Linked DNA regions of Homo sapiens: regions 2 and 3 are each linked to region 1. The links are chromatin contacts, found by Hi-C or POLR2A ChIA-PET in ENCODE. All regions are on one chromosome and are shown on one strand. The core of a region is the stretch at or near the end of the contact, and the rest is flanking DNA. Distances in the headings are between cores, read along the strand shown.

Evidence for each region. Hi-C counts contacts between places; a loop is a spot of excess contacts on that map. ChIA-PET counts read pairs that join two places held with the same protein, here RNA polymerase II (POLR2A). Pooled maps may share reads with other maps.
Region 2: a loop to region 1 is called in a map of B cell, with 21 times the contacts of the local background. The contact joins the promoter of WDR36 here to the promoter of FBXL17 in region 1. A Hi-C loop is called at or near these places in 5 of 168 maps with a recorded cell type or tissue (B cell, CD4-positive, alpha-beta memory T cell, CD8-positive, alpha-beta T cell and 2 more), 10 of 37 single-sample maps with no recorded cell type and 20 of 50 pooled maps. POLR2A ChIA-PET finds 5 or more read pairs at or near these places in 4 of 52 experiments (CD4-positive, alpha-beta T cell, OCI-LY7, T-cell and 1 more).
Region 3: a map of naive thymus-derived CD4-positive, alpha-beta T cell shows a loop between it and region 1 (11-fold over the local background). The contact joins the promoter of CAMK4 here to the promoter of FBXL17 in region 1. A Hi-C loop is called at or near these places in 3 of 168 maps with a recorded cell type or tissue (CD4-positive, alpha-beta T cell and naive thymus-derived CD4-positive, alpha-beta T cell) and 10 of 50 pooled maps. POLR2A ChIA-PET finds 5 or more read pairs at or near these places in 3 of 52 experiments (CD4-positive, alpha-beta T cell, CD4-positive, alpha-beta memory T cell and GM12878).

Annotation. Positions count from the first base shown.
Region 1 is chr5:108,380,719-108,383,555 of GRCh38, reverse strand. It overlaps FBXL17 (F-box and leucine rich repeat protein 17), which reads left to right and starts at 1,458. Exons shown (of 9, transcript NM_001163315.3): 1 at 1,458-2,837. The coding sequence starts at 1,865. RefSeq lists an enhancer at 1,088-1,207 and silencers at 1,308-1,557, 1,758-2,507, 2,528-2,607.
Region 2 is chr5:111,091,056-111,093,832 of GRCh38, reverse strand. WDR36 (WD repeat domain 36) reads right to left here and starts at 1,485. Exons shown (of 23, transcript NM_139281.3): 1 at 1,215-1,485. The coding sequence starts at 1,376. RefSeq lists an enhancer at 1,196-1,635.
Region 3 is chr5:111,222,968-111,225,747 of GRCh38, reverse strand. CAMK4 (calcium/calmodulin dependent protein kinase IV) reads right to left here and starts at 1,364. Exons shown (of 11, transcript NM_001744.6): 1 at 1,104-1,364. The coding sequence starts at 1,264. RefSeq lists enhancers at 1,126-1,175, 2,136-2,235 and a silencer at 1,286-1,775.

The sequences.
Region 1 (2,837 bases), core at 209-2,708:
GACAAATATTTGCTTCTAGAATTCCACATAACTGTCATTAGGCTCTGAAAGGATCCCTGAATGTGACAGACTTAAGATTGGTCATTTCTGACAAAAAGGCCAGAATTAACAATTGTTTGACAGCATGTTTGAGAGCAGGCTGGGTGGGGCTGGCCACTATAGTGGGAATAGCAATGTAGGTTCCAACAGTGGTCTTCTCCAAGCCACTGGGCCTTGAATATTGCAATACTTCTTCCTCAGTCAGCTCTCTCAAGTTATCCTTAGCAGATTTTTTTTTAAACACCTGCCACTTCTCTTCCACCCTTCAGCAGGTAACCAAGCTCTATCTGAAGCAAAACAGAAACCAACAGAAAGGAACTCTTTCACCTTCCTGCTAGAAACATCCACCTCTCTGTATCCGTCCTTTATCTACCTTTCCTCATTCTCTGTAATCACAATGAAGAAAGTATCCTTCCTAAAGCACTCTCCATTCCACCTTCTCCTCTTATTTCTCTCACTAGAGTGGCTCATTCCCATGGTATTTGCCTCCTCTAATTTTTCGCTTGTGAAAGCTAACCTCTCCGCACCAGGTACCGCTCTAGCAGCTGCCCTAGCTCTTTAGCCTCGATATAGTCAAACCTTCTAAAGGACTGCCTGCATAGCTGTTTCCTCTTTCTCATCTGGATCACCAACGTTTGTCATATAGCAGGCACTGCACCGTCATGTTTAAAATATACAACAGACGGCTAGACAGGATTCCGAGGGTGTAGACAATAAAGTGATCTACAGTTTGTAGCCTGGGTGTTGAATGGCTCACTGGGTGGGGAAGCTGTTATCTTTCTGCTGTGCACAGGTAATTTGATATATGCTTTCATTCTGAAATAAAGTTGTGGAAAGGCAGTAGTACGCAACAATTAAGAAAACACAAGTGGGTAAACAGTGGTGCCGCACAACCAATCAACCCCTCACATGACTTCGGTGCGCATCACCCAGGGGCCGCATCTGCCACTCTGCCCGAAGCGCGGTCAGCGCCCACACTGGCCCTTCCGGCGGAACCCGCCTCGCGGCTTCGAAGTGGCCTCGGTTTCCGAGTCAGGGGTGGTGACAGGGGTGGAAGGTGAGGGGAAGAGCCCAGCGGCTCCCGGCCAATGGCAGCTCTTGAACTTACACCTCGAGACGTCAGCGCGGCTGTGTAAACGGATGTCACACAGCTGGCTCGGAAGTGTCTCCTCCCGCCTCAGAAACGCGGCGCACGCCCAGCAGCTTCGGAAAAACCTTAGGCGGTGGGAGGGAGGGGCGTGCGCCGCACCCCGCAAGCCCAGAGCTCCGTGCCCTAGCCGGCCGGCTTCTTCCCGTAGTGCCGGTGTGACGGCCGTCCCGGGTGAGCAGCCGGGTGCCGGCGTCCCCGCCACGAGCGCGCCACCGCAACTGGCTCCGCCCCCTGCCGGAACGGGCCGCGCGCTCCTGCGGCTCCGAGCAGAGTCGCGGGTGCGCGCGCCGGCGGCGGATCCGCAGTTAAAATGGTCCGAGCGGGACCCGGCCTTTCCCCGGCCGCTCCGCTGACTGACTGAGCCGGCTGGCCGGGCCCGGACTGGTCGCCTAGCCGGCAGGCTCGCTCGCTCCCTCCCTCGCGTCCCCAAAGCTCGCGCCCATCGTTCTCCCGGCTTCCCTGGGCAAAGCATGTAGCCCCCGTCGGGCACTCCGGCGGCCCGCAGCTGACGCCCACCCCCCACCGTCGCGTGTGTGCCCGTGTGTGCGTGTGTGTGCGCAGGAAGGGCGACCCCTCCGGGGGCCGAGCCAGCGAGCGGCCTGCCCCGCTGCCGGGAGCCCGCCTCTCTGGGTCTCCCTCCCTCCCGTCCCGGTCCCCCTCCTCGGGGCCTTCTATATGGGCCACCTTCTCTCGAAGGAGCCGCGTAACCGCCCGAGCCAGAAGAGGCCTCGCTGTTGCAGTTGGTGCCGCCGCCGGCGCCCTCTCCTCAGGCTGCCCCGCCGGACCCCAGCCAAGGTGCCCCCTCAGCCGGCGGCGCCCCGGAGCCGGGACTGCTTCTTCCGCGGGCCCTGCATGCTCTGCTTCATCGTGCACAGTCCCGGCGCGCCCGCCCCCGCCGGCCCAGAGGAGGAGCCGCCGCTCTCGCCGCCGCCGCGGGACGGGGCCTACGCTGCCGCCTCCTCCTCTCAGCACCTGGCGCGGCGCTACGCGGCCCTGGCCGCCGAGGACTGCGCCGCTGCTGCCCGCCGCTTCCTGCTATCCTCGGCCGCCGCCGCCGCCGCCGCTGCCGCCTCGGCTTCGTCGCCCGCCTCCTGCTGCAAAGAGTTGGGGCTGGCTGCGGCCGCCGCCTGGGAGCAGCAGGGCCGAAGTCTCTTCCTGGCCAGCTTGGGGCCGGTGCGCTTCCTGGGGCCGCCCGCCGCCGTGCAGCTCTTCCGGGGGCCGACACCGTCACCGGCCGAGCTCCCTACGCCCCCCGAAATGGTGTGCAAGCGGAAGGGGGCCGGGGTCCCCGCCTGCACCCCCTGCAAGCAGCCCCGCTGCGGCGGCGGGGGCTGCGGCGGCGGCGGCGGCGGCGGTGGCGGGGGAGGGCCTGCGGGGGGAGGCGCTTCGCCGCCCCGGCCCCCCGACGCCGGCTGCTGCCAGGCCCCGGAGCAGCCCCCGCAGCCGCTCTGCCCTCCGCCCTCTTCTCCCACCTCCGAAGGTGCCCCCACCGAAGCTGGCGGGGACGCTGTCCGAGCCGGGGGCACCGCCCCCTTGTCCGCCCAGCAGCAGCATGAATGTGGCGACGCGGACTGTCGGGAGTCCCCCGAAAACCCCTGCGACTGTCACAGGGAGCCGCCCCCCGAAACCCCAGACATCAACCAGCTGC
Region 2 (2,777 bases), core at 236-2,735, 2.7 Mb before region 1:
ATAAAATGTACAAATATGTTACTCTCCTCACCACAGGGTTTCTTTGGAAGTAGAATATAGGGAAAAACACCTGTGTCTGTGTGTAATGCAGTGTCAGGAAAGACACTGTACCAAAGACAAGATTTCAAGAGTTATTTCAGTAATAAACTCAGAAAAATTACATTTCAAGGAAGAAAACATTAACCAGCAAAAGCAAAAGTTAGCAAGCAAGGAACAAGTGCAGAGAATGGTAACACTAAATACTTTCACATGATTAATATGGTTCTAACCCACCCTGTCTCCATTACCAGCTCAGACTCTGAGAAACCCAATTGCTCTTCACCTCAGCTCTGCCCTCACTTTCCTTTTCCACTAACTCAACTAGTTCCTACCTCCCAGCTCTTTTTGCTAATAAGCCATTTGATATTCACAATCCTCCAAGAGAGACAACTCTACCTGTTTTCCAGAAAAGAAAGTACTTAATTAACACTGACTATTATCATCCTCCTCATCAAGGTTTCTGTTCTCACAGAGGTTACATTCTTTCGGAGAAGACAAAAGAAACAAGTAAACAAGAGACACTATTACAATGATCGATGAACTGTTATAGGAGAAAAAATCATCACTAACAAGTGATTTATCTGAAATTTACTTTAATAGATTATATAAAGGTGCTACGGTATAATGACACCTATGTTGCAAAGAAACGGCTGCAAGGCTTAGAGTGACAGTGCCAGACACTTTGCGTTAGTTGAAAATAACTGATTGCTATTAGATATTTTCCCTAACGGTAATTAATCTCACCATCTCCGGTTCTCCCAATGTATTCTACCTAGAGTGAATTTCTAACTCAGCTCGTGTCACCAATAACGTAATAGCGTGCATGTTTTTCTCTCTCATTAAGAATGCAAGAGGTAGAGGTTTGTCTTAATTATGTTTCCACCTTCAAGGGAAGGTCAATAAATATTCACTGAACAAATATTACTGCCATACAACTGAGATGTTCTCTAGCAGTTTCCCCTTGGCCAGGCTGCCTCTGAAACACGCCCCAGGAGGACTGCAAGTGCCAAATCAGCACGTGGACGTGACCGGATGGCGAAATATTAATAGGACAGGGAGGGGTTAAAGAAGGGAAGCCCGTGGTAAATGGGAAGGGAGAACCGGACTGCTCCAGGACAGAGTTAGAGGCCAAGGAGGGTGGTTTTCCTGGGAAGCTAACAAAAGAAGTCACTCACGTCATAGGTGTGGAAACTCTTGCCCACGCAGGTTGTTACATAGAACCGGCGCTTGAGCGCGCTGAACCGCACCACGTGTGGAATGTCGTTGCTGAAAAGTCCCAAGGCCCGGAACCCCGCAAAAAGCGCGCTGGCCGTGCGCCTTTCTGAGGCCCGTTCCATTGCCGCCGCGATCCCAGCTCCTCTCAGCTCTGGTCCTGAAGGAAAACACGTACCCAGTCCCTTCAGCGTGTCTAGTGGAACAGTCCTCTGCCAGAGCTGCAGACACAACACCGCTTCCGGCGCCCGCTGCGAATCGCGTTTCCGGAGACTGCCCTCAGTGCAACACATAAAGTTCTCCCTCCAGAGCTCACATGGGAGGCGTGACTTGGGTTCCGAGGGCCAAGGTCTCCAGCACGTTGCCTAGCATTGTTCTCCAGCTCTTTTGCGGTGGAAGGAAGCTCGTTAGGTTCCGACAGAACCGCAAGGGCGGGAAACAAAGAGGGAAGCGCGACGCCCAGGAGAATGGAGGGGAGGTCGACGCCTTGGAGATGGAAACGATTTAAACATGTGATTATTTAAAAATGTACAAAAACATGAGACTGGAAAAATTTAAACACTGGATATCTGATGATATTAAGGAATTATGTTTCATTTTTACATATGATAGTAGCATTATGATTACGTTTTTAAAGATCCTCATCTTTTGGATACATATTGACATATTTACAGATGAAAACTATAATGGGACATTTCAAAACTGACAGAGGGATTCACTCACAGACCCTCTGGGGAGTAGAACTAATTACTTGTGGGGAGGGAACTGCTCACTTGGGCAACTTGGATAAGTGTAGATTCCTCCCAGAAAAGGAAGATAAATATTAAATGTTATTGGGATTCCTGGATTAAGTCAGTATTCCTTGAGGTCGGCTGTCAAAAGCAGACAGTAGAGGTTCTAAAGAGGAGCTTATCATAATGCAAACGGGAGTCCGGGCAGTTCATTAGAGCTGAGTGCCTTAGGATGCTGAAGGAGACTGATTCCAGTGAAGTGGGTGTCAAGACGCCTCACTCCTCAGGAGCCAGCTGCCTTACCAAGATGTAGGTTTGGGGAACAATCTCTGAGCATGTGAACATTAACTAAAACAGTGGTGAGCTTAGAGCCCAGGACCAAAGTTCAACATATGGAATAACCTCTTCTCTTACTGTTTTATTTCCATTTCATTTCGTTTATGAAAACGTTTTGGCAGCCTATTAAGGTTTGGGTCGAGTGACTAACGTAACTATACTAGTACTTGAGAGGGATAAAAAGGGTATATTTACTAATGTAAATGTACTTGAAAGAGATAAAGAGGGTCTGTCTCTACACAGATCAGTGTACTCTCTCGGGTTCCTTCCAGTTCTAAAATGTAATTATTATGAAACAAAAGTCACTTGTTAGCTAATTTGAATACCTGACTCATACATTCTTGAACAAAAAAAATCTTGATTTATTTTATAGTTCTTGGCACAAAGCCTCAAACACTTTGGATGTTAAGATCATTAAGGGGCAGATGCTAACAGAATGAGAGCTTGTTATTTAGTCCT
Region 3 (2,780 bases), core at 115-2,614, 2.8 Mb before region 1:
AGTGGGCAGTGATCATTACATCTTCCCACTAAATACCAACATCCAGAATCCTGCTCTGGATCCTCCAATGACTTGAAAAAATAAAAAGGCTGTTAGCAATACTATTTCCAGCAAAAAGAGAATGAAAAATGAAATTGCAAAGGAGTAGTAAGTACAGAAGCTGCAACTTGTCAACCGTTGAAATTACATCTTCAGATTCCCTATACTAAAGAGCCTGGATCTAAAATAAGTGTTGAAAATAAATCTCCTTACCTATGGATAACAGAGAGAAAAGACAAAAAAAAAGGAAGTAAGGGAAAGAAAACTATAATTTTCAATGGATACAAATACGAAAGCATATGGAATCATGCAGAAGGCCAAACTGCTACCTGTTTGGATCTTCAGAGGAGGGATAGGGGACATATCTGCAATCCTAGGGAGATGGTCTGTTGCATATATAATTTAAATAAATCACTCCAGCCCATGAAAGAAGGGAAGCAGCAGCATTCTCACTAATTACCACTGCCTGGATCCCATATGCTGCTTTCTCTTTAAAGCCACACTAGTTCATTATTCTGCCTTCAACTCTCTTAAATGATTCATTTCTCCCTTCACTCCTGAGCAGACTCTGCAGGGAAGCTAGTATTTAAGTTTAATTTCTCGTGTCACTTGCTTTGGAGAGCTTGACGAGGGGAAGGAGGAGGAATCTAACTTAATAATTCTGTCTTGATTTGGAGGGGCACCCTCCGGCCCCCACCCTAAACAATAACTAGACAAACAGGACCCTCTGGCAAGCTATAATCGTGAGCAAAGATATCAATTGGGAAAGCAGGGCCCACGTGCGGTGGGAGCTGTCACCCAAGGGAAGTGGCAGCCTGCGAGAAGGAGGGAAGGTGGGAGGGAGTCGGGCTGATCCTACAGCTGCACCGGCCTAGGCGCTCTGGTGGGGTGGGAAGGACTCGAGCCGCACCTGAATGAAGGTTAGCTCTCTCTCAAGACACTAACTAGGTAGGGAGAAATCGAAGGGCACGAAGGCAGGCTCCCGCACCCTCCGAGCCGTCGCTGCGAGAGGGACAACCCCCAGTGCACGCCGCGGGCTTCCCCAGCCGGAGCCCGCGCCTTACCGTCCCAGCTCCGACTCCACCTCGAAGAAATCGCTCAGCGCATCCCTGTTGGAGCCGTCGATCCAGTAATCCGGGACGAGGCTCGCGGTCCCCGGGGCCGCACTGGCGGTGACCGAAGAGCAGGACGAGGCGGAGCAGGAGGGCACCGTGACTTTGAGCATCTTCGCAGCGGGACTCCGGAAGCCGCCGCCGCCGCCGCCGCCGCTGCCCGAGCGAGAAGCCGGCCGCCAGCCGCCGCCTGCGAACGCAGGAGCGAGAGAGAGGCGGCGTCCTTCACGCGCGCACACGCCCACCGCCGCCGCCCGCGCTCGCAGGGACGGTGGGCGGGGAAGGGGGCGAGCCTCTGCGAGAGGGCGCGAGGGGGAACCCGGAGTCGCCGCCCGCTGGAGGGAGACTAGCTGCACCGCTGAGGAGAGAGGCTCCCTCCCCCTCGCTCCTTCCCTCCTCACCCGCCCTCCTCCCGCGCCGAGCCTTTCCCGCCGCCCTCCCTCTTTCCTTTCTCTCTCCCAGGCTGTGGCTGCCGCGGTGCCGGCTAGGGCGGCTCCGGATGCTGGAGCTTGGGGAAGGCACAAGGACCCGCGCATCATCCCACGCGCCCTCCCGCGGGGACCGGAGCTGGAGGGAGACCGTGCGCAGCGGGACGCTGCTCTGGGATGGCGGGCGCCAGGCGTACCCTGGCAGCACCTGGGTCCGGGCGGCCCCGCCGGATAGCGAGAGAGGGACCTAGGTGGTGGTGGCGCAACTCATCCCTCCTTGAGCGCGTCTCCGTGGCGAGTCCCTCCCACCTAACACCAGCTAACCAGCCATCCTCTGTCAAAGCTTATATTGGTGGCCGGGGAGGGAGTACTGTGGTCGCCGATCCCTCAGGGCTCCTGTGCCTGGACCCAGTGAGAGCTGGAGGAAAAGGAAGCGCCCAGGTCCACACTGACCTGACTCACCTTTGAGTGAAGTCTTCAGTTGGAATAAATGCTGTCGTCGCTGCTGGTGGCACTGCCTCCTCGGCACTGCTGGAGCTCCTAAAAGAGGAGATACTTGGCTGTGTCGAGTTCAATCTCAGCATCTGAAGTGGCTCAGAATTACAGTTCTAGAAGGGCCTTGTGGAAGCCAACTAGTAAACCCTCTGCCTTAAGGCAGGACCTGTCCTCATTCATGACAGGGAAGACTGCTACATGTAAAAGCCCTTTTTCTCTTCCCAAGAGATGTATCCCATGATAAGCATTCTTATGTCCTGTCCATCAGCTGTCATGGCTCTTCTTCTCAGTATTAAACATACATCACTTAAACTACCCTTGAACTTTTTTCTTTTCAGATTTCAGCAAAGACGAACAACAATTAGTCATGTTCTGATACATATCTATGACAGTTATTATACCACAACTCATTTCTGGCTAAATAGCTCCAGGCGCTTTCACCTTACTTCACAGGTGTTACTTTTGGCCTTTTTTTTTTCCTGAGTTTCCTCCAACATGCGCTAAACTCTTCCTAGTAAGTCTCCATTCCTGATAGCACCAACCATTAATATGGTCCAATATTTTAATCTAATTTATGGATTTATTATTCTTAAAAGCCTGCCTGCTATACTGGTGAACAAACAACCAAAAATATCCAATCAAGTAGTTACAGGAATGTGATTCCTAGCTGATTGGAAATTGAAAATATATATAGTCATGCATCCCT